Regions from separate parts of the Homo sapiens genome. Here region 2 is linked to region 1. The links are chromatin loops, found by intact Hi-C in ENCODE. Cell type or tissue: A673. All regions are shown on one strand. Links, peaks and the distances in the headings refer to the core of each region. The heading gives the core; the rest is flanking DNA.

The links. Peaks named below come from ENCODE experiments on the same cell type or tissue, not always from the same donor. Only the 100,000 strongest peaks of a DNase experiment are listed, where the experiment ranks them.
Region 2: it touches region 1 in a loop (3-fold over the local background); 2 of 110 quality-filtered maps call a loop at or near these places.

What each region holds. Positions count from the first base shown.
Region 1 is chr15:37,707,600-37,724,549 of GRCh38, reverse strand. No RefSeq gene overlaps it. Among named protein-coding and RNA genes, the nearest start is that of TMCO5A, 220 kb to the left of the region's middle. In A673, for the core only: no CTCF peak of the experiment used is centred there; a DNase peak (open chromatin) is centred at 9,309.
Region 2 is chr15:37,648,715-37,665,664 of GRCh38, reverse strand. No RefSeq gene overlaps it. Among named protein-coding and RNA genes, the nearest start is that of TMCO5A, 280 kb to the left of the region's middle. In A673, for the core only: no CTCF peak of the experiment used is centred there; no DNase peak of the experiment used is centred there.

The sequences.
Region 1 (16,950 bases), core at 5,089-13,088:
AGATTAAACTAGCCACGGCATTCCCTTAAGCCAAAGCCTAATACAGGGCAAGTCCCTAACTCTTCAATTCTGTGAAGGCTGAGAGAGGTGAGGAAGCTGCAGAAGAAAAGTTGGAAGCTAGCAGAGGTTTGTTCGTGAGGTTTAAAGAAAGTGGCCGTCTCCATAACATAAAAGGGCAAGGTGGAGCAGCAAGTGCTGTTGAAGAAGCTGTAGCAAATTATCCAGAAGATCTAGCTGAGATCATTGATGAAGTGCCTACAATAAACAACAGATTTTTTCAATGTAGATGAAATAGCTTTATATTGGAATAAGATGTCATACAGGGCTTTCATAGCTAGAAAGAAGAAGTCAATGCCTGGCTTTAAAGCTTCAAAGGACAGGCTGACTCTCACATTAGAGGGGAATGTAGCTGGTGAATTTAAGTTGAAGCCAATACTCATTTATTATTCTGAAGATCCTAAGGCCCTTAAGAATTGCATTAAATCTACTCTGCCTGTTTTCTACAAATGAAACAACAAAGCCTGGATGAGAGTAAATTTGTTTACAGCATGGTTTACTGAATATTTTTAAAAGATTGTCTTCCAAATATTACTGCTCAGCTCATTGACAATGCACCTAGTCACTCAAGAGCTCTGATGGAGAGGTATTAAGAGATGAATGTTATTTTCATGTCTGCTAACAAAAAATCCATTCTGCAGCCTATGAATCAGGGAGTAATTTTGACTTTCATGTCTTATTTAAGAAATATATTTTGTAACACTTGTAGCTATGATAGTGATTCCTCTTATCTGATGGATCTGGGCAAACTAAACTGAGAACAGTCTTGAAAAAATTCACCATTCTAGATGCTATTAAAAACATTCAGGCCAGGCGTGGTGGCTCATGCCTGTAATCCCAGCACTTTGGGAGGCCGAGGCAGGTGGATCACGAGGTCAGGAGTTCGAGACCAGCCTGGCCAAAATGGTGAAACCCCATCTCTATTAAAAATACAAAAATTAGCTGGGCGTGGTGCTGTGTGCCTGTAATCCCAACTACCTGGGAGGCTGAGGCAGGAGAATTGCTTGAACCTGGGAGGCAGAGGTTGCAGTGAGCCAAGATCATGCCACTGTACTCCAGCCTGGGCAGCAGAGCAAGACTCCATCTCAGAAAAAAAAAAAAAATTATGATTCGGGGGAAGAGGTCAAAATAACATCACCAAACTGGAATTTGAAAGAAGTTGATTTCAACTCTCATGAATGACTTTGAGGAGTTCAAGATTTCAGTGGAGGAAGTAACTACAGATGTGGTAGGAATAGCAAGAGAACTAGAATTGGAAGTGGAGCCTGAAAATGTGATTGAATTCCTCCACTCTCATGTTAAAATTTGAATGGGTGAAGAGTTGCTTCTTATAGATGAGCCAAGAAAGTGGTTTCTTGAGATGGAATCTACTCCTGGTGAAGATGCTATGAACATTGTTGAAATGACAACAAAGGATTTAGAATATTCCGTAAACCTAGTTGATAAAGCAGTGGCAGGGTTTCAGAGGATTAACTCTCATTTTGAAAGAAGTTCTACTGTGGGTAAAATGCTACTAAACAGCATGGCATGCTACAGAAAAATGGTTCATGAAAGGAAAAGTCAATCTATGTGGCCAACTTCATTGTTGTCTTATTGTCTTCTTTTAAGAAATTGCCACAACCACCCTGACCTTCAGCGACCACTACCTTGATCAGTGAGCAGCCATTAACATCAAGGCAAGACCCACCATCAGCAAAAAGGTTAATCTAAGACTTGCTGAAGGCTTAGATTATTGTTAGCATATTTTTAGCAATACAATATTTTTAAATTAAGGTATGTATGTTGATTTTAGACATAATGCTATTGCACACTTAATAGACTATACTGTAAACATAACTTTTATATGCACTGGGAAACAAAAAATTTTGTGTGACTTGCTTTCTTATCATATTTACTTCATTTTGGTTGTCTGGAATTGAGCCCACAATATCTCTGAGGTATATGTTCTTTCTTCTGGAAGACAAAATTCAATTACTTGAAAATGGTTGCCATGTTTTGGCTTAGTGTCTCCTACTTAGACTAAATGGATGTTGCAATTGGGTCAAGGGATATGAAAAAGCAGGGAGGATGTATTTCTTAGTTAAAAGGATTAGAATAAAAATGACGGTGAGAAAAATATGAAGTTACGAAATTTCTCCTTCAGTTTATCTATCTATTGCTTTCGAATTAGGCTGGACTCTACATAAAAGACATCTTCTTTTCATATTTAAGAATCATTTATATTAGAATAAACTTTTGTTTCGGGCTATGAAAATATCTTTGATATTCTTTTTTATTCTAACATTTCAATTTAATCAATAAGTATTCTGCAGGAGTTAAGTTAGGGGAGCTAAAGGATGCCAAGCATCTATTTTTCTATATTTGTTTTTACTCAATGATTCATAAGAAATTTTGTAACTTAGTTTTAAGGATATCTACGTTAGTCTACGAATACAGTATTCTGAACTCAACTCATTTTCCCAGAAGCTTGTATGTAGTATGTATGTCATTTTTCATGTTATAAATACTTATTCTACATGCACTATTTGCCAGGCACAGTGCTGAGGGCTTCAGTTAAATGTACTAAGCATCATGAAGGGTTTTATAGTGCAGTATAGTACAAATGGTTAAAGGGTTATGGTAAGGGTGATCACGGGGAAGTAGAGTGTGCTATGAACAGTCATTGGAGAAGTACATAATTCAATCTCAGGTTCAGGAAAGACTGTCTGAATAAGTGACATCTAACTGAGACAAGGAGAATGAGTGTGAGATGGCCAGATGAAAAGAGAAATGACAAATATCTCAGGCAGAGAGAATAACCAGTGGAGAGGGCAAGAAATGAGAGAAAACATGGGAACTTGGAAGAACTGGAAGAAGTTCAATACGGCGGAAGCATAGAGCATGAGAACTGAAGGTAGGAAATTCAGAGGCTTGACCATGAGAGAACATGAAATTCATGCTGAGGGGTTTGGACTCTATCAAAAGAGTGATAGAAATGTGGTGAGATGGTTATGGAGGCAGAGATGAGAATGATGCACCTAAGATACGAGGAGCTAGGAAGAGGCAAGGAAGAATCTTCCTCCAGAGCCATCAGACAGAGCCTGGCATGGCTGAAAACTTGATTTTAGACTTCCAGTCTTCAGAAATGAGGGAGAAAAAAATTCTGTTGTTTTAACACACCTGATTTGTGGTACTTTGTTATGGCAGCCTTAAGAAACCAATACAAATAAAAACTTGAAAAACACCATGGTCAGGGGAAGAAGGGCTTGACTGAAGAGTACCAGTCAGAATGGCAAGAGGAAGAAAACTGAGGAGATCAATGTCACAGAAGTCAAGTTGAAGATTTCATGAAGGATAATAGCAGTCAACAGTGCCACATGCTGCCAAGAAGTCACATAGATACGGACCAAAATGTCCAGAGAATTAATTGCAAGATAGTCACAAACTTGGTTAACTTGGGAAAAGAAGTTTTCATGGTATGGTGGGCTGAGGAAGTGCACATAGGAGGTAAAATCAGCACATGTAACAATGCTTTCAAGAAATTTGCTGGGACAATGAAGTGCAGGAAGGTAACCACAAAGTGATGTGGGGAATAGGGGACAGTGATTTCTAAATCTAGAGAGACTTGAGCATGTTTAAAGTGCTGACAGCGAGGAACCCCCAGAGAGGCAGAGGCTGAAGACAGAAGTGATAAAGAAGGAATCATCAACTGAGCCATGTCTCTGAGAAGACTGAAAGTGATGAGCTCCAGAGATTAGGTGAAGGGACAGCCTCTTCTTTCATTGTTCCAGAAAGAAACAAAGGAATGATAGGGAGAGGCACAGACACATATGTAGGCTTGTGAAAGAAAGTTCAAGGACTTCTGTTTCCTGTATGAGGTGAGGTCTTTGGCTGAAAGAGGAGATCCGTGGTGAGACTAGTTTTAGGGGAGTGGAAAACGTTTGAAATAGTCTGTGCATAACTGAGAGAAAGCTGATGAAGGACTGTGGCAGGCAGGCAGCAGCGAGGGTGCAGCTGAGGTTGAAAAGCCAATGTTAGTATTGGCATCAGGTGTTTGGCTGTGCTTTCTGCTAGCTGCATCGCGTAGTCTCAATGGAGGCCAGGGTGGCGATGTTTCAACTGACTCAGGTTTGGAGCTTTTTTAGGCAAGTGGAACGACCATCAGTGAGGCAGAAGATTTGAGGAAGATGGCAAGGGAGTCGCCAAAGCAGTAGACCGTGGGCCCAAAGTTTAAAGAGAGAGAAGTAAAGGCAGGAGATGGCTGATAGTTGCAGAGAGAAAGATGCTAGAGGTCTCCCTGAGGTTAGAGAGTAACGTGAGCAACTGACATCCATCTACTGAATGTATACTTGGTGCCCAGCTCTGTGCTTGAGGAGACGGTAGTAAGATAAATACTAGACAGGAAAACAAAAGCCACAGTGCTTGCCCTTGAAAAATCCAGTCTAGCTGGATTATTGTGAGTGTTTGAAGTGTTAGGTTCTTAAATACTTCTATAGAGTTTAAGAGGAGCAGAGATTGATTAAAAGCCACAGTTGAATGGTGCTTTCACTTTTGGGTACCCCAAATGGCTCAATTTTAGAATTGAATCATCTCTTCCTTTTAACTAAGTTGAGCTTTAATGAGTAAGTTTTCCCTACTTGTGTGCTTTGCAGCACATTTTTTTTAATTAAAACAATTTTAAATGCTCTTTTAAAAATACTTTCATATTATTGTTTCCATAACTATTCATCAGATTAGTTTTGAAGCTCTGATCTTTTCACTATGCATTTCTCTAGCTGTGTAGCGATTACAAGAACAAACTGACACTGCTTGGAGCTCACACATAGAGTTTTGTGGTTATTGATGAGCCTGGGAATTTTGTGAACTTCAGGAGTAATGTTGGTACTAGAATACAATGCACAAAACTATAGTTTGCTGTGTACTCTTGTCATAAAATTATGTTCTGATATTATAGAAATATTATGTGCTATAATTATACTTGAATCTATTTCAACTTATTTAAATCCATGGAATGTAAACAGACTTAGATTCTTATCTCTTAATAGCTTTTTTCCCCATCTTTACTAGAAAGTGAGAAAAAATTAGTTATTTTTGTAAATTGGCAGCTCATATGTATTTTAGAGTAATGTGATAATGATGAATTGAAATAAAATGTGTTTCCTCTAAAGCAGTCTACCAACAATAATTCAGGAGTCATAAGAACTCACCTGCTTTATAAAGCAGGCATTGTCTACCATTCTAAAATGATTTTCCGTGGGAAAAAAATGGTTAAATTCAGTTGAAAAATCATGTTATTTTGGAGAAAAAATGATTCCTAATTTTAACTAAATTTATCGATTCAAAAATAAAGGATGTGTGTTTCCTTTGTGCAGTGTTGGTTTCCTCTGAGACCTCACTCTGGCCTATAGATGATTGTCTTCTCCCTGTGTCTTCACATGGTCTTCCTTCTGTGTGTGTTTGTGTCCAAATTTTCTCTTCTTATACGAACACCATATTGGATTAGGGCCAATCCTATGACTTTATCTTAACTCTTTGAAGATCCGATCAAATACAGTCACATTCTGAGCTATAGTGTGGTTAAGACTTCAACATATAGATTTTGGGCAGAAATAATTCAGTCTACTACAGGAAACAAAGCAGACAAATACCTGCTCTGTGGAATTCATACTCTAGTGTAGGGATTGGCAAACACTTTCTGAAAGGATCAGACAATAAATATCTTAGCCTTCAAAAGCCACATGCAGTCTCTGTTGCATAATTCTGGATTTGGCTTGTGGGCCTTAGTTTAGTAATCCCTGCTCTAGAGTAACAAACAACTGCATATATGACATAATGTCAGGTACAAATAAGTGCAAGGAACATGCATAGAACTTGGTAAGTGCACATAGAGTGACATTAGGGTACTATTTGGTGGTTGGGAAGAGACATGACATTTGAAGGGTTTTCTCTTAAAATGAAGAGTGAAGTGAGTCTCACGTGAATGAAGTAAGGGAACAAATGACCCAGGCAGAGACGGTGGCACATGCAAGGTACTTGCGTAGGAGCATGCATGAGATGCTTCAGGAATGATGAGGAGGACGCTGTGGCTGGAGTGCACCTAAATGTATTCACCTGTTAGTCTAAATACACTCAGGTATTGGCATTTAAGCAGATTTCCCCCAACCAAGTCATACACTAATGCTAATCTTGATGTTTTAAAATTCACTGATATATTTGCCTCTTGATTGTAATTCTGATAATTTTACAACATTGGACCTTATTGGAACATCATTTTAAATGTATTTAATGTACTAATTTAAGCAGTATGCAAACCTAGTTTACCTGGAAGAATTTAGAAAATAAAGACTCAAGTCTAAAAAAAAAAAGAATGAGATGAGATCATGTCTTTTGCAGGGCATGGATGAAGCTGAAAGCCATCATTCTCGGCATACTAACACAGGAACAGAAAACCAAACACCTCATGTTCTCACTCATAAGTGGGAGTTGAATAATGAGAACACATGGACACAGGGAGGAACAACACACACTGGGGCCTGTTAGGGGGTGGGGTGGAAGGGGAGGGGGAGAGCATTAGAACAAATAGCTAATGCATGCGGGGCTTAAAACCTAGATGATGTGTTGACAGTTGCAGCAAACCACCATGGCACATGTATACCTAGGTAACAAACCTGCACATTCTGCACATGTATCCCAGAACTTAAAGTAAAATTAAAAAACTAAAAACAGAAAGATGGAAAAGAAAACACTCAAGCGTTCTTAAATGTCCTTCAAGACTTCAGCTTATTCAGAATGTATGCAACACTGGGATTAAACCTCCTTAACAATAATGTTTTATTACAACCATACCCAAGGATGCTGGAGTAGTGCTGGAAGTTCCTAATGGAAGGGCTAGAGTAAGGAAGGCGATTCTTGCTCTGGCCAGGGGCTGGCCATTCTGAAATTTGATATGCCCTATGTGGTCTTGGAGAGCTCAACATTATGTCACTCTCTCGACTGCTCTAGACATTTGTCCTCAGACCTTGACTTGTATTTAGTGTGAGTTTTGATATAATCAAATTTATTAAAATCTGTGATAAAGAAAAAAATCTTAAAACCGGCTAGAAAAAGATTTTGGTCATTCTTTCTTCAAACAGGAAGAACAACTTCCTGGCATTTCCTTCAGTGATTAAAATTACATGTATGTTAGGATTCTCCACATTGTTCCATAGCTCACTCATGCTCTCTTCAATTTGTTTTCAGTTCTATTTTTTTTCTCTGTGTGTTCTTTTACATAGTTTTTACTCTGATACATTAAGTTTACTAAATTGTTTTCTTCTGCGTTGTCTAAACTATTGTTGATTCCTTTCACTATATTTTTTGCTTCGAATTTCAGATATTATTTTCATCTCCAAAAGTTTGATTTTGCTCTTCTATGTGTCTCCTTTAAGTGTTCATCCTTTTCTATACCTTTCTAAAAATATGAAATGAGTTATAAAAACCCTTTTAATGTCATTGTCTACTAATTTTGACATCTGAGACACTTCTGGACAGATTTTGATGAGCTGATTATGGGTTATGTTTTCTTGTTTCTTTGCTTGCCTGGTAAACTTTGACTGAATGCCAGATATTGTAAGTTTTACATTGTTGGGCCCTAGACATTTTTATATATCTAGAAATAGTTATAAGCTTTGTTATTGCAGTTAAATTACTAAAAATAAATTTTTTTGAGGCTTGCTGTCAAGCTTTTCAAGGCCTAACCAGAACAGCCTTTAATCTATAGCTACTTTTGTCCTACTACTGAGTCAGTAGCCTTGTGTGTGAGCTCTGGGGATTGCTCCCTCAGTTTCTTTTTGGGTGATCTTCTTCTAGTCTTGGTTAATTAGTTCCTTCATATCATGCACTAGTCAGTACACAGCTGAAGACTTGAGGGAAACCTTATGCACATTTGAAACGCTCTCTGTGCAGCTTTTGTCTCCCTGGTACTCTGCCGTGATTACTCCAGCTACGTTGGACTTCCTACACTCTCAGCTCTGTCTCCTCAATACATGAGGTTTTATGTGGTTCAGGTTTCTCACTCACTGCCTTGGCCTAGAAATTTATTCCAAGTAATAAACATGGGAAATCTTAATGCTCTTTATTTATTTGCTTCTTTGTCCTGTGCTGCCCGATGTCCAACGTGTGAAAATCGTTGTTTCATGTATTTTGTTTACTAGTATTGTTTTTCGGGTGAGAGGGTAAATCCGGTCCCTGTTACTCTGTGTTACTCCATTTTGTTTAGAAGCTGAAAGTCTATACTGTCATTCCAAAAGTTTTCAAGAGACAGATCATTAAGTTAATATAGTATGAGAAATACTGGAAGTAGCTACTAACTGTAGGGAAAATAAGCTGGTAGGAACTGAGAAGAGGTAAGGCTTCAACTGTCTGGAATGGGCTTACAGCTGGGATGTTGTGCCTAAGAGGATGTTTGCGGACACAGAAGTAGATAGGAGAAAAGATGGAGAGTGTTGCTCATGACATTCTATCCCAAGAAAATAAGGGAAACTAAAACATATGTCATCCTGGTGCTTAGGGCTACCAGTCATCTCCACTCAGATGATAAATTATAGCAGATTTCAGTATTTGTTATACATGCAAATAAGAAATGAACACCTAATTTGTAATAGATTAATTTCTCAAATTCACACTCAGGAACATAGGATAAAATATGTTCCATAAATTCTTACAGAATAACAAGAGTAGACAACAAGCTATATAAAGAAGATGGAAGCTGCTGAGAGGACTGGAAGACCTACTCACTAGTCAAAGGTTCATTCCTACACTCTACTCTAGCAAAGTTATACATTTCTACATGTCATGGGTCTTTGGGGTTGTTCTGAAACCTTGAATGCAGAATACATGAATGCCAAAGTTTTATATTATTTTCGGTTGTTTCTCTGCATGACTAAGGCACGGAGGTTTGAGAAGGAAAAGAAAAAACCTGAAGAAGCCAAAAAAAATGTCTAAGCCATTATTCTTTGAATTTGGTCTTTATTAATTTAACATTGCTCTGAGAAGCTAAATCTCTAAGTGAAACATCAGGATGACACCAAAATACCCTGTCCTCGGAATGACAGAGCAGTGCTTGTCCCTGCTCTGCTTTACTATGTACTGGAAAGAGTGAGCCAACCTATTACCTCTTTATATCCTTTTTATTCTTAGATCTTAAGTATTACTAGTCCAGGAAATAGGTGCCATAAATCATCTTTAGTGGTTGGGCCTAGTTCATTGAAATAAGCTTCTTAAACATGGACTTTAAAATAGTTTTAAATTGAGGGGAAGCAAGTAGCTTGGTGTTTCAGACCTGGAATGCTGTTCAAGGCTCATGAGTTGGAATGTAAGAGAAAAATGAGAGAGTATTTGGTCAAGAGATTCATTTAGGATGCAGGGAGGAGAAAAGTGACACAATAGGATTTATATATGGGGACTTCGAACAGTCTCTGGCTACTGGATTCCTACTCTCTTTGATATAAAGAACATTTAGCCCACTTGGAAATTAAACTAATCTCATTCTCCAGGACCAGTTTTAATGGAGCTGGATTCTCAACCATGAGACAAACACAGGTATAAGCAATAAATATTATTCCAATAAAGAGTTATTTATATTTTATCCGTGATAAAACCCATCACAAGTGATTGACATTGGATAATTTTAAGCTTCAGAGTTCAACTTAGTTTCTTTCCGAATTAGAGCATTCAGAATTAAAATTTGGCTAGAAAGCCTGAGAACAAATCAGGGTGATTTTGAAATTATTTTCTATTTGTAGAACTACTATTTTTGATGTAACCTTTAAGAAAAATCCCCTTCTTTCTTAGCTAACCCTTTGGAGCTTTAATTAAAATTGAGGAGTTCTTTATTTTGGTCTAGCATTTAATTTATACATGCATGATTCAGTTCTGTTGGTGTGTTAGGCCGTTCTTGCATTGCTATAAAGAAATACCTGAGACTGGGTAATTTATAAAGAAAAGAAGTTTAATTGGCTTATGGTTCCACAAGCTGTAGAGAAAGCATGGAAGCATCTACTTCTGGGGCGGCCTCAGGGAGCTTTTACTTATGGTGGAAGTCAAAGCAGGAGCAGGCATCTTACATGGCCGGAACAGGACCAAGGTGGGAGGAGGTGCCACACACTTATTAACAATCAGATCTCATTAGAACTCACTATGGTGATGACAGCACCAAGGGCAATTGTATTAAATCATGAGAAACCGCCCCCATGATCCAATCACCTCCAACCAGGCCCCACCTCCAATATTGAGGATTAGAGTTGAACATAAGATTTGGGTGAGGACACAGATCCAAACCATATTATTCCACCATTGTGGGACATTGGTCCCACAAATGTCATTTTTTTTCACATTCAAAATACAGTCACCCATTTCCAACAGTCCCCCAAAGCCTTAACTCATTCCAGCATTAACTAAAAAGTCTAGAGTCCCAAGTCTCACCTGAGACAAGGCAAGTCCCTTCTGCCTATGAACCTGTAAAATCAAAAAATAAAAAGTTAGTTATTTCCAAGATACAATGGGAATATAGGCATGGAATAAGTACTCCCATTCCCAAAGAGATAAATCAGTCAAAAGAAAGGGACTACAGGCCCCACACAAGTCTGAAGCCCAGCAGGGCAGTCATTAAATCTTAAAGCTCTAAAATAATCTCCTTTGACTCTGTGTCTCACATCCAGGGCACACTGGTGTGAAGGGTAGGCTCCCAAGGCCTTGGGTAGCTTTTCCCCTGTGGCTTTGCAGGGTTCAGCCCCTGCAGCTTCTCTCAAGGGCTGGCATTGAGTGCCTGCAGCTTTTCCATGCGGAGGGTGTGAGCTACTGGTGGATCTACCATTCTAGGTTCTGGAGTCTGTTGGACCTCTTCTCACAGCTCCACTAGGCAGTGCCCTAGTGGGGACTCTGTGTGAGGGCTTCAACCTCAAATTTCCCCTACACACTTCCCTAGCAGAGGTTCTCTGTGAGGGCTCTGTTTCTGCAGCAGGCTTCTGCCTGGACATTCAGGTTTTCCTGTATATCTTCTGAAATTTCAGGGGAGGCTCCCAAGCCTCAGTACCTGCATTCTGTGGATCTGCAAGCTTAATATGATGTGGAAGCCACTAAGACTTCTCTAGCCTGCAGCCTCTGAAGCAGCAGCCAGAACTGTACCTGGACCCCTTTGAGCCATTGCTAGAGCTGGAGTGGCCAGGATGTAGAGAGTGGCATTGTGAGGCTGTGCAGGGCAGTGGGGCCCTGGGCCTGGCCCATGAAACCGTTCTTCCCTCCCAGGCCTCCAGGCCTGTGATGGGAGGGACTGCCACAAAGATTTCGAGATAACTGTAAGGCTTTTTCTTCACTGTCTTGGCTATTAGCACTTCGCTCCTTTTTACTTATGCAAATTTCTATAGCTGGTTTGAATTTCTCCACTGCAAATGGGCTTTTCTTTTCTATCACATGGCTAGGCTGCAAATTTTCCAAACTTTTATGCTCTGCTTTTCTTTTAAATATAAGTTCCCATTTCAGATATTTTCTTTGCTCATGCATATGAGAATAGGCTGTTAGAAACAGCCAGGCAACATCTTGAACACTTTGCTGCTTAGGAATTTCTTCTGCCAGATACCCTAAATCATCTCTCAAGTTCAAAGTTCCACAGATCCCTAGAGCAGGAGTAAAATGCAGCCTGGCTCTTTGCTAGGGCATAACAAAAGTGCCCTTTGCTCCAGTTCCCCAAAAGTTTCTTATTTTCATCTGAGACCTCATCAGCCTTGACTTCCCTGTCCCTATCAGTATCAAAATGTGGGTTGCAATCATTCAACAAGTCTCTAGGAAGTTCAAAATTTTTCCTCATCTTTCTGTCTTATTCTGAGCCCTTCAAACTCTTCCAATCTCCGTCCATTATGCAGTTCCAAAGCCACTTCGCATTTTCAGGTATCTTTATAGCAATACCCCACTTCTGGTGCCCCACTACTTGGTACCAAATTTCTGTATGAGGCTGTTCTTTTATTGCTATAAAGAAATACCTGAGACTGGGTCATTTATAAGAAAGGAGGTTTAATTGGCTCATGGTTCCACAGGCTGTGCAGGAAACATGGTGCCTTCTGCTTCTGGGAAATCCTTAGGGAGTTTTTACCTAGGGCAAAAGGCAAAGTGGAATCAGGCATCTTATATGGCAGAAATGGGGAAGATGGGGCAGCTCTCTCTTATATGAGAGAGCTGGGGGAGGTGCCACACACATTTTAACAACCAGATCTTGTGAGAACTCACTGTCGTGATGACAGCACCAAGGGGGTTTGTGTTAAACCATGAGAAACCACCCTGTGATTCAATCTCCTCTCACCAGGCCCTACCTCCAACAGTGAGGATTAAAATTGAACATGAGATTTGGGTGAGGACACAGATCCAGATCATATCAGTAGGTGTTTCTGTATGACTACTATGTTTAAGGTAGCTTATTAAGTGCTATGGGTATAGGCATACAAAAAAAAAATATAAAACAAAGCTCCTTTTATGTAGAGAAGATGAGTCATGGGCCAAAATACAGTTGTTCAGTGACAGGTATGGTATGTATAGGTTGTGATGGGTCATCCAATGAAGAAGAGAGCATTTCTGGATGAAGAATTAGGAAAGAGACTATGGAGAGAATGCATTTTTCACTGGGACTTGGAGGATAGTTATATTTTTAAAGTTAGAGTCAAATAGTTGCAGAAAATAGAGGCTGGGAAAGTGTTTATCTAGCAGAAAATGAAGTCAAGGAAATGAATTCAGGGATTCCAGTCTTACTTTGATAAAATAATTATATATATATATATATATATATATATATATATATATATATGTATATACACACTCACACACACACACACATACACAGAGAGAGAGAGATCAGTTATTACTTGAAGGAAAGACCTGAGTTCTCAAAAAGAAAGAAAACAAAACTCAGGGAATAAGAAGAAAATATATAATAAATATGTTATATGTAATAAATACAATATTTATTTTACAATTTTATCACAAATTTCAGCTGAGTGTATGTAAATTTTGGAATGTGCATATTCCTTTTTATTCTTTCAAGGCTTGGAAGAAAATTATTTATTCCATATTCCAGAAAGGAACTTTAATTTGTGCAAGTGGTACTTGCTGGTGTTTTCCAACACAGGCTAACCACAGGTGGCATGGAGTTTAACACATAATAGGAGATCAATAATCATCTTGTTTATTAAAGGAACATCAGCTCCTCAAACCTTCCCTGCAATGTGGGATAGGGTGTGGAGCATGGGCGTGAGGATTCAGTTTACTCCTGACTGGGTTTAGTTTCTTCTAATAAGCTTCTTCCTGGGGTCCTGAAGATAGAATTGTGCATGCCGTATGCTGAATATTTACTTGGGACACAGATTATAAACCAACATCAAAAGACTATGCCATGAGCTGTGTTAGCACCTCATTAACACTCCCTACACAAGAATCACAGGCATAGAACATATCCTGTCAGGTCTGCTTTCTGCATGTAGACATAACCAATACTCATTCTGAGCTAAATGAGTCTTTGTTTTCTTTGGAATCTTATGTTTTGGAAGGAAAGGAGGAAAAGAGGGATGCAGGATAGTTAGTGGTATAAAAGGGTGATCCAATTTGTTTCTTATTTGACTCTTCTGTATCTATATAAGAACATTGTTTTAAATGTGCAGTACTGATTTCTTTCAGAGATTTTTTAAAAAGAGGAACAAATGATTATATGTCTAGTCAATTGATGGCTAAATTTAAGGAATCTTCAGGTATAAGAGCATTTTTTTAAGAATAAGAGCATTTTTTTAAGACATTACTGATTGTTTCCACTTTTCCTCTTCTTGGAATGCTGATTAGCCATAATGGATAAATAATTATTATGGATGGAGATTTACATAACAGATGAATCTGTTTATAAACTCTGCTGAGCTTCAGACCATCCTGCCAACCTTTTTAGAAAGCCATACAAACTATTTATTGGTGTCTGCAGCTCCCAAATAGCTTCTCCTAATTACAAGTATTTAAACATAAATGAAAGTGGAAGTTTGGAATTGATGTAGTAGGCATTTCTAATAAAATTTCAAATTGGCAGGAAAACCCAGTTCTACTCACACAGCATGATAATTTTTTTTCTATTTTATAATTAACAAAATTCATTCACATAAATGGCAGCAGATCCTAAATGTGGGGGCTGGGGGTAGGGAGGAATGAATTATTGACCTTCACAGATGAGATCTTTTTCAGAGTCTTATCCACTGAGATACCCATGAAAATGCAAAACTGTAAAATGAGATTTTTTTTTCTTATTGATTTGGTCAGTTGGTAAAAGGGGGATGACAATAAGGGGAATGTACAGTCCCCCATGTTCTGATCTTTCTGAGTTTGCAATAGAGAGGTTATACATTTCATTTGAGCTGACAGGAATTTGAAATGTTATAGATAGGTTTCCTGAGCCCAACCATTATTTACTGTTTGACTATACTGTCAGTCTCTTTCTGCTTTTTCAATATTGTTTGCACTTTACCTTTGTGAAACAGGCCTTGATTGAGCCATACAAGGGGAGATATTTCTATCTTTCTGTGGGATCAATGAAGATGTGTTTACAGGTCCCCTGAACAGTGTACACACCACAATAATGGATTTTAGTCCATGTTGACTGAAAGCTCTTTTTCTTTGTTACTTGTCAATCTCGTATCTATTACTTGATTGCAACATAAAAGGCTATTTGGCCAAGCACTGAAACAACAACTGTATCAGTCAAGCTGAAGTGGTTACCTGAACTAAATACATTCAGCCCTTAGCCCACAAGTCACTTACAACTTGAAAGCAGGCAAGACTTTATTTGCCTCCACATTTAGAAGCCATTTCATAGTTTTACTCAGCTAAATTTTTAGATTTTTTTTCTTTGAAAGAAGTTATAATTAATGTGCAGTTATGACAAAAAGTGGTTCCAGTTCACTTTAATCAGATAATTACATACATAAGAAGATGTCTGTTATTATTTCTTGAAGGAGAGACCTGAGTTTTCAAAAGGAAAGAAAGTTCCACACACCGAGTGAAGTTTCTGCTTCTTGAAAGTGGAGGCTGGTTTTCAAGCTTGTAAAGAAAATAATGAGTCCCTCCATTCCACATATAGGTATGCCTACTTAGAAAATGATGCTGTAAGACTGGAGATGAGAAATTTCCTCCTTCTGGTCATTTCAGTGACAGCTTCATTACAGTAAGTTAGATATCCTTCTGTTAATCATTTAACCTCTAGAGCAGTTAAAGGTCGTGGCCCACTTCCAGCCATCTTGAAGATGGCCCAGAATATCTGGGTCAGTACTGACTCAATGCCCTTGAGCTTAGATTATAATTATTTTTAGACTAAAACAAGAATTAAATTGGCATATATGCTAAAGATGACTGGACATGGGGAAACTTTTTCAGGGAAACCATTTCCCCTGTCACTTTTTTTTTTCCTAAAATTACCCAGCACCATTCATCTGGGAAACCATGGACAAAGAATTTAATAGGAAATTCTTTGGGAATAAATACATTATTACTAGTTCTATAGCACAAGTATTGACTTTAAAGTAATGGGAATAAATTTTACTACCATAAGCATATTTCACTCCCTGTAACAGATACTTGGAAAAGATACATGTAAATTAAATTTTAATAAATAACATTATACTTAGAATCTTCATCAGTAAAAAAATTGTTTTGAATTTAGCTTTAATATAAAGAAACTAGCTTGCAATATGTGCATTCATTCATGAATTCTTTGTTTTGTAAGCTTGTATTTCTGTATAACAGATAAAACACAATTGAGCCTACTAATGCTCTCTTGAAAGAAATCTGTGCCAGTTTTTGCACTTCAGAATTTTTTAGTTGGATGGTACCATTATCTTTCAGACAAAGAAACTGAGACCTGGAATAATCAGGTGATACATCCAAGTTTTTGTAGTTAGTCTCTGATGAAACTGGATTCAGAACACAGAACTCTAGATGCCTAATCTAGTACTTATTTCCCCAAGTTCACTACTCTAAGGAGATAGGAAGGAGAACCCATTTGGGAGCTGTATTAGTTTGCTAGGGCTGCGGTAATGAAGTACCACAAACTGGGTGGTTTAATAACAGAAATTTATTGTCTCACAGTTCTAAAGGCAAGAAGTCTGAGATCAAGGTGTCATCAAGGTTGGTTCCTTTTGAGGGCTGTGAGGAAGAATCTGTTCCATGCCTTCTTGGCTTCTGGTGGTTTGCTGACACTCTGCTGTTCGTTGACTTGTAGACATATCACCCCATCTCTGCTCTGGATTTCACATGGAGTTCTTCTTTGGTGCATGTCTGTCCCCAGATTTCTCCTTTTTATTGGGGCACCAGTCATTACGGATGAGGGCTCACCTAATGAGCTCATTTTAATGTGATTATTCGGTAAATGTCCTATCTCCAAATCAGGTCATATTCTGAGGTACTAGATGTTAGAACTTCAACATACAAATGGGGGCAGGGGGAATATAATTCAACCCATAACAAGGGCTCTCTAATTCTCAGTTTAGTAAGTCTTATTATTTCAGAGGCCATGAAAAGGGGAAGGAAGGAGGAAGGCAAAATTTTATTTAACAAACAAACAAAACAAGGAAATACTCCAAATCCTTTTTCCCCCATAAGAAATGTAATTAACAGTGTAAACATATTAGATGGATTTCAAGGGGAGAAGGAGCAATTTCTAAGTGTCCTGAAGTGTTTTTGTATACAAATAAACAATATCCTAATTGCAAATAATTCTCATCTGTGCATTACTGTGGTTCTCTAAGATTCTATTTTAAATAACATTTATCATCCTAATTTGAATTGTTCTGTTTCTTCATAATAAAACTGCAATTTATTTCATGATCAAAGCTTTTTACAAGTCCAATCAGCTTGTTTATTAGA
Region 2 (16,950 bases), core at 5,707-13,706, 60 kb after region 1:
AATAAATGAAACCTCTGAGAAATATGGAATTACGTAAAGACATCAAATCTGCAACTCATTGGTGTCCCTGAAAGAGACAGGTAGAAAGCAAACAACTTAGAAAATATATTTCAGGATATCATCCATGAAAACATTCCCAGTCTTGCTAGAGAGGCCAACATTCAAACTCAGGAAATCCAGAGAACTCCTGCATGATACTAAACAATAAGATCATCCCCAAGACAATAATCATCAGATTCTCCAAGGGTGAAATGAAATAAAAAATGTCAAAGAACATTTAACAGCTAGAGAGAAAGGACAGGTCACATACAAAGGGAATCCCATGAAGACCTTTTCCCTGTAGCAGAAACCCTACAAGCTGGAAGAGACTATGGGCCAATATTCAACATTCTTAAATAAAAGAATTTTCAATCTAGAATTTCATATCCAGCCAAATTAAGATTCATAAAGGAAAAAGAAATAAGATTCTTTCCAGACAAATGCTAACGGAATTCATTACCACCAGATCTGCCTTCAAAGAGCTCCTGAAAGGAGCACTAAATATAGGAATAAATGACCATTACCAGCCACTACAAAAAAACTTAAGTACACAGATCAGTGGCACTATAAAGCAGCCACACAATTATAATATTGCATAATAACCAGCTAACAACATGATGACAGGATCAAATCCCATTTCAATACTAAATTTGAATGTAAATGGGTTAAATGCTCCAATTAAAAGTCACACAGTGGCAACTGGATAAAGAAGCAGGGCTAAATGTTGTGCTGTCTTCAAGAGACCCACCTCACATGCAGTAACATCTATAGGCTCAAAATAAAAGGATAAACAAAAATCTACCAAGCAAATGGGAAACAGAAAAAAGCAGGGATTGCAATCCTAATTTCAGACAAAACAGACCTTAAACCAACAAAGAGCAAAAAGGACAAAGAAGGGCATTCATATTAAAGGGTTCAATTTGACAAGAAGACCTAACTATGCTAAATATATATTCACCCAACACAGGAGGACCCAGATTCATATAGCAAGTTCTTAGAGATCTACAAAGAAACTTAGGTTCCCACACAATAATAGTGAAAAACTTCAGCACCTCACTGAGTATTAGATCATTAAGGCAGAAAATTAACAAAGATATTTAGAACCTGAACTCAACACTTGATCAAATGGACCTAAAAGATATCTTCAGAACTCTCCATCCAAAAATAACAGAATATACATTCTTCTCATTACCACATGTCATATACTCTAAAATTGACCACACAATTGGACACGAAACAATCCTCAGCAAATTAAAAAAATCATACCAACAACACTCTTGGACCACAATGCAATACAAATATAAAATGTGAAGAAAATTACTCAAAACCATACAATTACATGGAAATTAAACAATATGCTTCTAAAGGACTTTCGGGTGAATAATGAAATTGATGCAGAAATCAATAATTTCTTTGAAATTAATGAGAACAAAGATACAACATACCAGAATCTCTAGGACACAGCTAAGGCAGTTTTAAGAGGGAAATTTATAGCACTAAAACATCAACATCAAAAAGTTAGAAATCTCTTAAATTAGCAATGTAACATCACAACTAGAAAAACTAGAGAAGAGAAAACCAAATTCCAAAGTTAGCAGAACACAAGAAGTAATCAAAATCAGTGCTGAACTGAAGGAGATTAATACATGGAAAACCATATGAAAGATCAACGAATCCAGGAGTTGGTTCTTTGAAAAAATTATTAAGATAGACCACTAGCTAGGCTGAAAAAGAAGGAAAGAGAGAAGATCCAAATAAACACAATTAGAAATGACAAAGGGGATATTACCACTGACTCCACAGAAGTACAAATTACCATCGGAGACTACTTTGAACACCTCTATGCACACAAACTAGAAAATCTGGAAGCGATGGGTAAATTCCTGGATGAATGCATCCTCCTAAGACTAAACCAGGAAGATTCTCAGACAGATTCATTGACAAATTCTACCAGATGTACAAAGAAGAGTTGGTACCATTCCTATTGAAACTATTTCAAAAAAATGAGGAGGAGGGACTCCTCCCCAGCTTATTCTATGAGGCCAGCATTATCCTGATATCAAAACCTGGTATAGAGACACAACAAAAAATGAAAACTTCAGGCCAATATCCTTGATGCAAAAGTCCTTGGTGCATAAGTCCTCAACAAAATACTAGCAAACCAAATCCAGCAGCACATCAAAAAGCTAATCGACTACAATCAAGCAGGCTTTATCTCTGAAATGCAAGATTGGTTCAACAAATGCAAATCAATAAATGCGATTCATCATATAAACAGAACTGAGTTCAAAAAACCACATGATTATCTTAATAGGTACAGAAAATGCTTTCAATAATATTCAACATGGCTTTATGTTAAGAACTCTCAATAAACTAGGCATTGAAGGAACAAACTTCAAAACAATAAGAGCCATCTATGACAAACTCACAGCCAACAGCATAGTGAATGGGAAAAAGCTGGAAATAGGCCCCAAGACAAGGATGCTCTTTCTCCTCACTTCTATTCAACATAGTTTTGGAAGTTCTGGCCAGAGAACTCAGGCAAGAAAAAAATAATAAAGAACATCCAAATAGAAAGAGAGGAAGTCAAACTATTCCTGTTTGCAGATGGTAAGCTTCTATGTCTAGAAAACTCTGTAGTCTCTGCACAAAAGCTCCTTAAGGTAATAAACAACTTCAGCAAAGTTTCAGGATACAAAATCCATGTACAAAAATGAGTAGCATTTCTACCAACAATATCTAAGCCAAAAGCCAAATCAGAAACAGAATCCCATTCACAGTTGCCTCAGAAAGAATAAAATAACTACAAATACAGCTTACCATGGAGGTGAAAGATCTCTACCCAGAGAATCACAAAACACTGCTCAAAGAAATCAAAGATGACCACAAACAAATGGAAAACATTTTATGCTCATGGATAAGAGGTAATTAATATTATTAAAATGGCCACACTACCTGCCCAAAGATTATTACAGATTAAATGCTATTCCTATCAAACTTTCAATATTATTCTGTACAGAACTAGAAAAAAAATCATTCCAAAATTCATACGGAAACAAATAAAAGCCCAAATAGCCAGGACAATCCTACACAAAAAGAATGAAGCTGGAGACATCATGTTACCTGACTTCAAATTACACTACAGGGCTGCAGTAACCAAAACAGTATGCTACTGGAACAAAAACAGACACATAGAACAATGGAGGAGAATAGAGAGCCCAGAAATAATGCTGCACACCTCCAACTATCTGATCTTTGACACAGCTTACAAAAACAACTAGTGGGAAAGGATTCTGTATTTAATAAATAATGCTGGGATAACTGGTTAGCCATATGCAGAAGATTGAAACTGGGACCCTTCTTTACACTATATTAAAAAAAACAACTCAAGTTGGATTAAAGACTTAAATGTAAAACCCAAAAGTATGAAAACCCTGGAATATAACCTAGGAAAAATCATTCTGGATATAGGAACTGGCAAAGATTTCAAAGATGCCAAAAGCAATTCCAACAAAAGCAAAAATTGACAAATGAGACCTAATTAAACCAAAGAGTTCTGACAGCAAAAGAAACTACCAACAGAGTAAACAGACAACCTACAGAAAAGGAGAACGTATTTGCAAACTATGCTTCTGACAAAGAACTAATATTCAGAATCTATAAGGAACTTACATTACAAGCAAAAAAAAAAAAAAACCATTCAAAAGTGGGCAAAGGACATGAACAGACACTTTTCAAAACAATATATACATGCAGCCAACACACATATGAAAAAATGATCAACATCATTAATCATTAGAGAAATGCAAGTCAAAAACATAATTAGATGCCATCTTACACAGTCAAAATGGCTGTTATTTAAAACATCAAACAATAACAAATGCTGGCAGGCCGGGTGTGGCGGCTCACGCCTGTAATCCCAGCACTTTGGGGATCACGAGGTCAGGAGATCAAGACCATCCTGGCCAACATGGTGAAACCCCGTCTCTACTAAAAATACAAAAATTGGCCAGGCATGGTGGCTTACGCCTGTAGTCCGAGCTATTCAGGAGGCTGAGGCAGGACAATTGCTTGAATCTGGGAGGTGGAGGTTGCAGTGAGCTGAGATCACACCACTGCAGTCCAGCATCGGTGACAGAGCAAAATTCTGTCTCAAAAAAAAAAAAAAAAAAACAGATGCTGACAAGGTTGTGGAGAAAAGGGAATTCCTATACACTGCTGATGGGAGTGCAAATTAGTTCAGCCATTGTGGAAAGCAGTGTAGTCATTCCTGAAGGAACTAAAAGTAGAATTACCATTTGACCCAGCAGTCCCAATATTGGGTATAAACCCAAAGGAATATAAATTATTCTACCATGAGGACACATGCACACATATACTTATTGTAGCACTATTCACAATAACAAACACATGGAATCAATCTAAATGTCCATAAATGGTAGACTGGATAAAGAAAATGTGATACATATACATAATGGAATCTTATGCAGCCATAAGAAAGAATGACATCATGTCCTTTGCAGCAACATGGATGGAGCTGGAGGCCATTATCTTTAACAAACCAATGCTAGAACAGAAAACCAGATACTGCATGTTCTCACTTATAAGTGGGAGCTAAATAATGAGAACATATGGACACAAAGAGGGGAACAACAAACACTCGGGCCTACTAGAGGGTGGAAGGTGGGAGGAAGGAAAGGCTTTTTTAAAATGACTATTGTGTACTATGCTTATACCTGGGTGACAGAATAATCTGTACTCCAAACACCCATGACACGAGTTTACCTGTGTAACAAGCCTGCACGTGTACCTGTAAACGTAAAATGAAAGTTAGAATAAAAATAAAAAGCAACACCCCCCTGCAACCAACAAGTTAAGCTTTATTAAATAGCAAAAAAAAAAAAAAAAAAAAAAATAGGCCTGGCGCAGTGGCTCACGCCTCTAATCCCAGCAGTCTGGGAGGCCGACTCTGGTGGATCACGAGGTCAGCAGCCTGACCAATATGGTGAAACCCTGTCTCTACTAAAAATACAAAAATTAGCTGGGCGTGGTGGTGGGTGCCTGTAGTCCCAGCTGCTCAGGAGGCTGAGGCAGGAGAATCGCTTGAACCCAGGAGGCGGAGGTTGCAGTGAGCCGAGATCGTGCCATTGCACTCCAGCCTGGGTGACAGAGCGAGACTCCATCTCAAAAAAAAAAAAAAAAAAAATCCCATTGTAAATGGCTAGCTGGGAGTTCTTTTCTCTTGGCTCACTGCAAGCTCTGCCTCCTGGGTTCACGCCATTCTCCTGCCTCAGCCTCCCGAGTAGCTGGGACTACAGGTGCCCGCCACCATGCCTGACTAATTTTTTTTTTTTTTTTTTTGAGACGGAGTCTCGCTCTGTCGCCCAGGCCGGACTGCGGACTGCAGTGGCGCAATCTCGGCTCACTGCAAGCTCCGCTTCCTGGGTTCACGCCATTCTCCTGCCTCAGCCTCCCGAGTAGCTGGGACTACAGGTGCCCGCCACCGCGCCCGGCTAATTTTTTGTATTTTTTAGTAGAGACGGGGTTTCAGCGTGTTAGCCAGGATGGTCTCGATCTCCTGACCTCGTGATCCGCCCACCTCGGCCTCCCAAAGTGCTGGGATTACAGGCGTGAGCCACCACACCCGGCCGGGAGTTCTTTTCTTTTAGATCCCGCTTCCTCTTTCTTTGTTCATAACCCCCTAGATATTCTTTTATTCCTGTCCCCAAAATCTAAGCACCATCTGGGGAGTACAGAGGGGTTATTATATCTTAAAATTCTATTAAGTACATGCTTTAGAATGAAATATCTGCAATGTAAAGAAATATTTCTTTTTATAATATTAACTAGTTCTTACAACATAATTTTAATGCATAATTATGCTAATATAGTCTATATATTCTCTCTCTGTGTACATCTCTATCTGTAGCTCTATCTTTATATCTAATCAAGGATTTCATCCAAAAATTTGGAAAGGGGCAAGAAGATAAGCAAAAAGGAGAATGGGAAGGAAGAAAACCTTCACCCTCTGATGCTTACCAACTTTTGATCTATTTCATTTCTTGATTGCTAATGAGGTATACATCCCACAGAACTGTGGATTTGCCATATGTCTTCTTGAATCTCAATTTTTTCCCTTTATATAATTCAACACTATATTTTTAGATTGTCCTTGGTAGAGTGTATATTTTATCAATGTGAAATTCCTCTGATACAGTTTTTCAAGCTTTTTACGTAATATGCTATTTTTCTGTGTACAGTTTCTTTTAATGAGTATATGGTAGTCATATTTATATTGGATAATTATATATATATATTTATCCTGATAATTATTTTGTTTTCTATTTGTACTTTTTTGGTTTTTTTCCTTTGCTATTTTTTTAGGGGATTGATTGAATTCATTATTTTATTTCTTCCTTCTTGTTGGTTGGCAATCATATTTTCTCTATTTTTTTATAATGGTTATTCTTACATCCTGAACCATACTTTTACACTTACGTTTTTCTATTAAAGTCTAAATAGAACAAATGTATATAGCTTCCCCCGAAGACATAAATGTTATATACGTCCATTTCCCTCCTTTTTGCTTCCCCAACTCCACCACAGCTAACTCTCTTAATACAATCATCTGGAATTAGACTATTACATTTTAAAATTGATAAATTTTATATTTGTATTTATTTAGTCTTAACTATTTAGAATATTTATTTAGTCTTAACTATTATATTTCAGACTCTTTCTTCTATCTCATATCTTCATTTTCTGAACGTTTACATGCTTCCAAACTATCTTTATTTATTTTTCTAGTTTTATTGAGGTATAATTTATAAATAAAAATTGTATCTCTCTAAGGTGTACAACATAATGGTTTGCTATGTGTATACGTTGTAAGATGATTATCACAACCAAGTTAATTAACACATCATTACCTCACATCATTATCATTTTTGTGTGTGGTACAAACACTTAAGATTTATTTTCTTAACAAATTTAAAGTATATGATACAATATTATTAGCTATATACACCATGCTATACATTAGATCATCAGAACTCATTCATCTTATCACTGAAAGTTTGTATACCTTGACTGTTGTCTCCCTATTTCCTCCACGCCACATTCCCTGGCATCCACCATTCTAATCTCTGTTTCTGTGAGATCAAGTTTTTTAAATTTCACATAAAAGTGATAGTATAAAGTATTTGGCTTTCTGTGTCTGGGTTATTTCACTTAGCATAATGTCTTCCAGGTTCATCTGTGTTCTTGCAGATGGCAGGATTTTTTTCTCCTTATGGCTGTATAATATTCCATTGTGTGTGGGTGTATATGTGTAGACACACAACCCCTCCCTTCACATTTTCTTTATCCATTCATCTGTCAACAGACACTGAGGTTGTTTCAATATTTTGGCTATTATTAATAATACTGCAATAAGCATGATAGTGCAGATATCTCTTCAAGATACTGATTTCATATTTGTTGGAGATATACCAAGCAATGAGACTGTTAGATCAGGTGGTAGTTCTATTATTAATTATTTTAGGAAATTCGTACTGTTTTCCATAAGGCTGTACCAATTTACATTTCTAGCAATAATGTACAAGGGTTTCCTTTTCTCTACAATCTCATCAACACTTATTATCTTTCATCTTTTTGATAAAAGCCATTCTAATAGGCAGGAGGTGATATTTCATTATGGTTTTCATTTGCATTTGCATTTTCCTGATGATTGGTGATGTTGAGCATCTTTTTATATACTTGTCATTTGTATACCTTTTTTGGGAAAATGTCTATTTAGGTCATTTGCCCATGTTTTACTTGGGCTATCTGTTTTTTGTTTGTTTGTTTGTTTGCTATTGAGTTGTATGAGTTTCTTACGTATTTTAGATATTAACCTTTTATCATATGATGTTTTAGTCTGTTTTGTGTTCCTATTACAAAATACCACCAACTGGGTAATTTATAATGAACAGGAATGTATGGACTTACAGTTTTGAGGGCTGAGAAGTTCAACATCAAGGTACCTGCATCTGTTAGGCCCTTTGTGCTGCATCATAACATGGTGGAAGGCATCACATGGCAGAAAGACAAAGAGAGGACAAGAAAGAGACAAAAGTGGGATGAACTTGTGCTTTTATAAAGAACCCACTCCTCAATAACAGCATTAACGCATTCATGAGGGTACAGCCCTCATTACCTCAACATCTCTTAAAAGCCTCACCTTCCAGCACTTCCACATTGGGGATCAAATTTCCAACACATCAACTTTAAAGGGCACATTCAGACAATAGCATATGATTCGCAAATATTTTCTCCCATTCCACAGGTGGCCTTTTCATTTTATTTTTGGTTTCCTTTGCTGTGCAGAAACTTTTTAGTTTGATGTAGCCCCAATTGTTTAGTTTTTGCTTTTGTTTCCTATGCTTTTGGTGTTATATCCAAAAAATCTTTGCCTGGGTCAATGTCAATAAGATTTTCCACAGTGTCTTCTTCTAGGAGTTTTATGGTTTCAGATCTTACATTTAAATCTTTAATCCATATTAAGTTAGGTTTTGTATATAGTGCATGATAAGAGTCCAATGTCATATCTTTGCAATGTAGATATCCAATTTTCCCATTTATTGAGGAGATTGTCCCTTCTACAAGGTGTAATCTTGATGCCCCTGTTAAAGACTACTTGACTGTATATACCAGGATTCATATCTAGGCTCTCTATTTTATTCCATTGGTCTATGCGTAATCCACCTTTAGTAGAGACAGGGTTTTACTGTTTTGGTCAAGCTGGTCTCAAACTCCTGACCTCAAGTGATCTGCCTGCCTCAGCCTCCCAAAGTGCTGGGATTACAGATGTAAGCCACCATGTCCGGCCTATGTGTCTGCTTTTACACCACTGCCATACTGTTTTGATTACTATAGCTTTGTAGCATAGTTTTAAATCAGGAAGTGTGATGTCTCCAGGTTTTTCCTTCTTTCTGAAAATTGCTTTGGCTACTTGAGGCCTTTTGTGGTTTTATATGAATTTTAGGATTTTTTTTTTCTATTTGTATGAAATATGCCATTGAAATATTGATAGGGGCTACAGTGAATCTGTAGATTGCTTTGAATAGTATGGACATTTTATCAATATTTCCAATCCATAAACGTGGACTATCTTTTTATTCATTTGTGTTTTCTTCAATTTCTTTCTCAACGTCTTATAGTTTTTGATGTACAGATCTTTCAACTCCCTGATTAAATTTATTTCTAAGTATTTAATTGTTGCTATTGTAAATGGGAATGTTTCAATTTCTTTTTCAAACACTTAATTGTTTGTGTAAGAAACACAGGTGATTATTGTTTGTTGATTAGCTTTCTGCTACTTTACTGAACTAATTTATTAATCCTAAAATTTTTTAGAGGATTATTTAGAGTTTTCTATATATAGATCATATCATCTATAAATAACGACAATTTAACTTTTTCCTTTCTGATTTGGATACGTTTTTTCCTCTTGCTTAATTGCTCTGTGTAGAACAGTACTCTGTTGAATAGAAGTGGTGGAAGCAGGAACTCTTGTCTAGTTTCCGATTTTAGAGGAAACACTTTTTAGTTTTTCCTTATTTAGTATGATGTTAGCTGTAGGGTTGTCATACATGGCCTTTAGTATGTTGAGGTAGATTCCTTCTGTACTGAATTTATTGAGTTTTTATCAAAAGGATATTAATTTTTTTCAAATACATTTTGTGCAGCTATTGAAATGATCATGTGATTTTTATCCTCCACTTTGATAATGTGGACTATCATATTTATTGATTTCTGTCAAACCATCTTTGCATTCAAGAGACAAAGCCTATTTGTTCATGGTGTACGATCCTTTTAATGTGTTGTTGAATTTGGTTTGCCAATATCTTGTTGAGGATTTTTGCACCTATGTTCATCAGGAATATTTGCCAGTAATTTTCTTTTCTTGTAGTGTCTTTATTGGGCTTTAATATTAGAGTAATGCTGACCTCATAAAATAGGTTTCAAAGTATTCTTTCATCTTCAATTTTTTGGAAGAGTTTGAGAAAGAATGGCATTAATTTGTTTTCAATGCTTAGTAAAATTTACCAGTAAAGCCATCTTGTCCTGGGCTCTTCTTTAACAGGAAACTTTGTATTATAGATTCAATCTTCATACTCATTATTGTTATGTTCAGATTTTCTGTTTCTTCATAATTCAGTCTTTGTAGGTTGTATGTTTCTAGAAATTTATTCCTTTCTTATAGGTGATGCAATTTGTTGGTGTATAATTGTTCATAGTGATCTCTTATGATCCTTTGTATTTCTGTGGTATCAACTGTAATGTCTTATCTTTCATTTATTATTTTATTTATTTGAGTTCTCTCGCTCTCTCTTATTTTTTTCATTTGTCTAGCTGAAGGTTTGTCCATTTATTTATCTTTTCAGGAAGCCAACTCTTACTTTTGTTGATCATTTCTATTGTATTTAGGATTGTGATCTTTTTATAATGAACTAGTCCTTTTATGATTATATAATGCCCCTCTTTAGCTTTTTTAACTGCTGTTGCTTTAAAGTTTGTTTTGTTTAATGTAAGAATAGCTTCTTATGCTTGCTTTTGGTGTCCGTTTGCATGGAACATCTTTTCCCATAGTTTTTCCTTAAGCTTATATGAGTCCTTACATGTTAGGTGAGTCTCCTGAATATAGGAGAAACTTGGTGGGTGAATTCTTACCCATTCTTCCATCCTGTGTCTTTAAGTGAAGCATTTAAGTCATTTACATTCAATGTTAAAATTGAGATGTCATGTACTATTCTATTCATCATGCTATTTGTTGCCTGACTACCTTGTGTTTTTTCCTCATAGTGTTATTGTTACATAGGTCCTGTGAGATTTATGCTTTAAGGAGGTTCTATTTTGGTATATTTCAAAGATTTGCTTTAAGATTTAGAGCTCCTTTTAACAGTTATTGTAGTGCTAGCTTGGTAGTGGCAAACTCTCTCAGCATTTGTCTGGAAAAGACTGTATCTTTTGATCTATGGAGCTTAGTTTCACTGGATAAAAAATTCTTGGCTGATAATTGTTTTTTAAGGAGGTTAAAAATAGGACCTCAATTTATTCTAGGTTGTAGGGTTTCTGCTGAAAAATCTGCTGTTAATCTGATAGGTTTTCCTTTATACGTTGCCTGATGCTTTTGCCTCACAGCTGTTAAGATTCTTTCCTTTGTCTTGACTTTAGATAACCTGGTGACTACGTGCCTAGGTAATGATCTTTTTGCGATAAATTTCCCAGGTATTCTTTGAGCTTTTTGTATTTGGATGCCTGGATCTCTAGCAGGGCCAGGGAAGTTGTCTCCTCAATTATTCCCTCAAATATGTTTCCCAAACTTTTAGATTTCTCTTCTTCCTCAGGAATACCAATTATTCTTAGGCTTGGACATTAAACATAATTCCAAATTTCTTCGAGGCTTTGTTCATTTTTTTAAAATTCTTTTTTCTTTGACAGATAGGGTTAATTCAAAAGCCCTGTCTTTGAGCTCTGAGTTTCTTTCTTCTTTTTGTTCAGTTCTATCACTGAAGCTTTCCAATGCATTTTGCATTTCTCTAAGTGTATCCTTTATTTCCTGAAGGTGTGATTGTTTTTTATTTAAGCTATCTATTTTACTGAATAATTTTTCTTTCATATGCTGTATCATGTTTTTTATTTCTTTAAGTGGGACCTCACCTTTCTCTGGTTCCTCGTTGATTAGCTTAATAATCAGCCTTCTAACTTCTTTTTCTGTCACTTCAGAGCTTTATTCTTGTTTTGGATTAGTTGCTAATGAGTTGGTATGATCTTTTCAGGGATGTTAAATAACCTCATTTTATCGTATTACCAGAATTTTGTTCTGGTTCCTTCTCATTTGGGTAGACTATGTCAGAAGGAAGATCTGGGAATCAAGGACTGCCTTTCAGGTTATTTTGTCCCTTAGGGTCCTCCTTTTATGTGGTGTTCTTCCCCTTTCCCTAGTAATGTGGGAATCTCAGGAAGCTGAGAGCCGAACTGTAGTGAATGTTTTTGCTGTTCTGGGTCTAGCCACCCAGCAGAGCTACCAGACTCTGGGCTGGTACTGGGGAGTATCTGCAAAGAGTCCTCGGATGTGATCTGTCTTCAGGTCTTGCAGCTGTGGATACCAGCACCTGCTACAGCAGGGTTAGCAGGGGAGTGAAGTGAACTCTGTGAGGGTCTTCAGTTGTGTTTTTGTTTAGTGTGCTGGTTGGCCTCCAGCCAGGAGGTGGTGCTTTCAAGAATGCATCAGGTGCAATCCTACAGGGAGGATGCAAACTTGCCATAGGGACACCTGGTTGGTTAAGTATTCAAGTTTCTCAGGCAGTGGGCAGGGCCATAGAGGTCCCAAGAGATCATGACCTGTCTTCAGCTACCGAGGTAGGTAGAGAAAGACCACCAGGTGGGGCAAGGATAAGCATGTCTGAGCTCAGCCCCTCCTTGAGCAGGGCTTGCTATGGCTGTTGTGGAGGATGGGGGTGTGGCTCCAAGACCAATAGAGTTATATTCACAGAGAGATTATGGCTGCCTCAGCCGAGTAATAGAGGTCACCAGGGGAAGTGGGGGAAATCCAGCAGTTACAGGCCTCACCCTGCTCCCATGCAGCTCACAGTCCTAAAGGCTGATCTTACTCCCATTGTGCCCCTACTCCACAAAGCACTGAGACTATTTCCAGGCAGCCAGTGACCAGGGCTGAGAACTTGCCCCAGACCATGAGCCTCCTGCATTAAGAAAACAAGCAGACTCATAGTTTTTTATTATCTCAGGGAGCCTCCAGCTGTGATTCAGTTCCTTCAAAGGGTCTGTGAATTCTCTCAGCTTTCCTGGTATATTCCTGCAGTAGTTATTGGAGCAAAATTCATGATATGAGCCTTCACATGTTGCTCTGTCTGTCTGAGCAGGAAGCTAGTCATGCCTCCTATCCCACATCTGACCTGTCATTAAAAAAATAAAGTCATAATTATAAGTCCTTAAAGTAAGTACAGGATTATTGCTTTTGATTGCCACAAGGATGGAGATGGATCTGGTTACCTGTACTTCAGGACCTTGCCAGGGTTTTCCCCTTATCCCCTCCTATCTCCTGAGGACATGGGGCTTGTAATTTTCATGTTCATTTGCTTAATAGTGGCATGCTTTAATTCTTCTTCTCTTTATCTTTTGTGTATCTACTAGCGATTTTTTTCTTTATAGTTACCATGAGGCTTATATAAGCGTCTTATAGTTATAATACTTTATTTTAAGCTGATAACAACTTAACTTAGTCACACAGAAAAACTCTACACTTTTACTTCTCTCCTCCCTCACATTTTATGCTATTGATGTTACACTTTACATATTTTTATGTTCTATATTATTAACAAATTATTGTAGCTATAGTTATTTTTAATACTTTTATAACATTTATACTAGAAGTAAAAGTAATTTGTGCACCACCATTACAGTATCAGAGCATTCCAATTTGACTATACATTTACCTTTACCTGTGGCTATTATACATTCATGTTTTCATGTTGTTATTTACTATCCTTTCATTTCAATGTGACAAATTCTCTTTATCATATGTAAGGCATAGCTAATGGTGATTAACTTCTTCAGCTTTTATTTGTCTGGGAATATCTTTATCTCTCCATCATTTATGAAGAGTACCTTATAAGAGTATAATATTCTTGAATGGCAGATCTTTCTTTTGGTACTTTGAATATATTACACCACTTTCTCTTGGCCTGCAATTTGTTAGTAGCCTCATAGAGTTCCCTTGTGTGTTACAAGTTACTTTTCTCTTGCTGCTTTCAAAACTCTCTTTGTCTTTGACTTTTGATAATTTGATAATAATGTGTCTCAGGTATTTACTTTGGGCTCACCTTGGTTGGAGTCTTCAGGAATTTGCATGCCTTATATCCTTCTCAAGTTTTGGGAGGTTTTAAACCCTTATTTCTTATTTTTTTTAAGATGGAGTCTCACTCTGTTGCCCAGGCTGGGGTACAGTGGTGCAATCTCAGCTCACTGCAACTTCCGCCTCCTGAGTTTAAGCAATTCTCCTACCTCAGCCTCCTGAGTAGCTAATTTTTGTATTTTTAGTAGAGACAGGGTTTCACCATGTTGGCCAGGTTGGTCTCAAACTCCTGACCTCAAGTGATCTGCCCACCTCAGCCTCCCAAAGTGCTGGGATTACAGGTGTGAGCCACAGCACCCTATTTTTTTAAATCAAGAAATATGCTTTAACTAAAATTATTTCTCTGTTTTCTCTCTCTTCTTTTTGGGAACTCTCATAATGCATATATTTGTTCATTTGATGGCATCCCATAGGTCCCCTATACTTTCTTTGTTCTTTTTCTCTCATTCCTTTTCTTTTTTGTGCCTATGTCTGGCTATTTTTAAAGACTGGTATTCAAGTTCACTGATTCTTTTCTCTGTACAATGGAGTCCGCTGTTGAAGCTCTCAATTGCATTTTTTTTTGTTCTGCCACTGTATTCTTTAACTTCTGGATTTTTGTTTTGCTCTTTTTTGTGGTTTTTATTTTTTATTGAACTTCTTATCTTGTTTATGCTCTTTTCCTGATTATATATAGTTGTTTATTTGTATTCTCTTATATTTCATTGAACTTCTTTAAGATGATTATTCTGAATTCTTTGTCAGGTAATTTATAGACTCAATTTCTACAAATTGGAGATTGGAGCTGGTTATTGGATTGGTTATTGGAACTCTATTAGTTTCCTTTGGGTATGTTGTGTTTGTGTGATTCTTCATGATTCGTGTAGATTTACATCAGTGCTTGTGCATTTGAAGGAGCAAACACCTCTTCCAATCTTTAAAAACCAGTTTCAGCAGTAAAGACCCTCTGCTGGAAGTCCCTGGGTTGATGGATTGCCTCTGGGATTACAGTCAACTGGGGTTGGAGCCAGGTTATGTGGTTGCTGCTACTTTTTTTTTTTTACTGGGGTCTATGGTTGAACGGCCTATTACCAGAGTTTCAAGTGAGCATGGATCCTGTCTGGTTCCTGGGCGAAGGATATTGCCTCTAAGACCTTGGTCAATAGGGCTGGCACTAGTACAAGGGTCTGCTTTCAGGTCCACAATTGGATCCACATATAGCAGACCTTTTACCAAGTGTGTAGATGGGTGTGATTCCTGCTGGGTCTTTATAAGGGTTTCTGTCAGGTCACTGTATGGGTCTCTGGATGGGTAGGACTGCCCTGAGACTGTGGCTGAGTGCAGTTGCAGCTGGGTCACAGGGCTTTCTCAGGATCTAGAGTTGATTTGAGGTTGGCAGATCTAGATTCCAGAGCATGGATAGGCATGTCACCTGGAGGGTCCTTGGGTGGGTAGGACTGTTCCTGGGCCACAGATAAGAGGAGCTAAAATGGAGTTACCAGAGCTACTTCAGGATCCGAGTTGAATCAAGATCTTCAAGCCTGCCTCCAGGGACACAGATGGGTATATCTGCTGCCAGGTCTCTGGGAAGGCAAGACTGCTCATTGACTGTGGTCAAAAGAGTCTATAGCCAACTTACTGGCACACTTCAGGATCTGCAATAGGACTGAGGTCAGTGGGCCTGCCTTTAAGGGTATGGTCAGGCATGTCTCTTGGCCAAATTCCAGTAGAACCTAGATACATCTGCAAGAAGTGAGTATTAAATATGAAAGTCTGTGGAACCAACCAAATATCTGGTAGTTGCCATCCTATACACATTTTCCTTCTGTATGAGACATAAATGGTGTATAGCTTGAGCATTATTTAACTCATCAAGGCACATCTAACTCACTAGGATACATACTAGTAAATCTATAATTGATTCTGCTCATTCAAAGCTTTGGATGACTTTCCTTGTTGGTGTCATAGTCTGAGCATCAATTGTAAAACTTATCTTCACCATAGTAGCTAGACTAATTTCCCCTGGAAATGTTTAGAATTTTCTTTCTATGCTATTGTAAGGTTTTGGAAAAGTAATTTCCAATTATGCATATTTTCACATTACTTTTGTTTGGCAATTGGTGAATTTTTTTCAACATGAATAATTTTACCTTTTAAAAAATTATCTTTTATAATTTTTATTTGGGAAACTATCTTTTATAATTTCCTTGTTTATTTTCTACTATATTCTTCTATCTTTCTGTGATTTCTATGGGAAGATACTGAAAGTTCTGTATCTATTCTCCATGTCACGTACTTTTTAATTATATTTTCCATCAGTAGCTGGTGCTGTTGATGCTCCACTCAGTTCCCAATTATCACTTTTGAGAATATTCTCCAAATGCTGTCTGCATTACTGCCAAAAGTTTACACCTCTGACTTTCTTTGGAGAGCTTTCCTTGGGCACTTGGAGATGCTTTGCTTGGGAGATGACCGGTAGTCAATGACTAATCAAGGTAGGGATATAAAAGCCCAGATCCTTTGCCTCAAGGTGAGACAAACTCTCTAGGGAAATTTGCCTTTCAGAATGCTCCATAAAATAGATTGAGGCTAGACATCATTTGAAATCACAATTTTGCTTGACTTTTTCTTTTCTGTTTTCTTTCTTGCATACAAGTTTTCTTTTTCATGGGGAGGTGGTCCTTAATAAATTACTTTTATATAAATCCTTGTCTCAGTCTTTTTTAAATATAATTCCATGGTCTCTTTATCTTGTTACACTCCATTTCTGGAGAATTTCTTAGTTCTATCACTCAGTTCACTAGATTTATCTTTGGCTATGTCTACTTAATAATTAAGCCCGACTATACTTTTTTATTTTGCTAATTAAAATTTTAATTAATAAAAATTGTCCCCAAATATTTATGGGTTAAGTGGCATCATATCTGGGATTTAATTAAAATAGCCCAGGGTGGAAGTGGAAGGGTAAGTGGGGGTAATGATAAAATATAATAAGCTATGAGATGCTAATTATT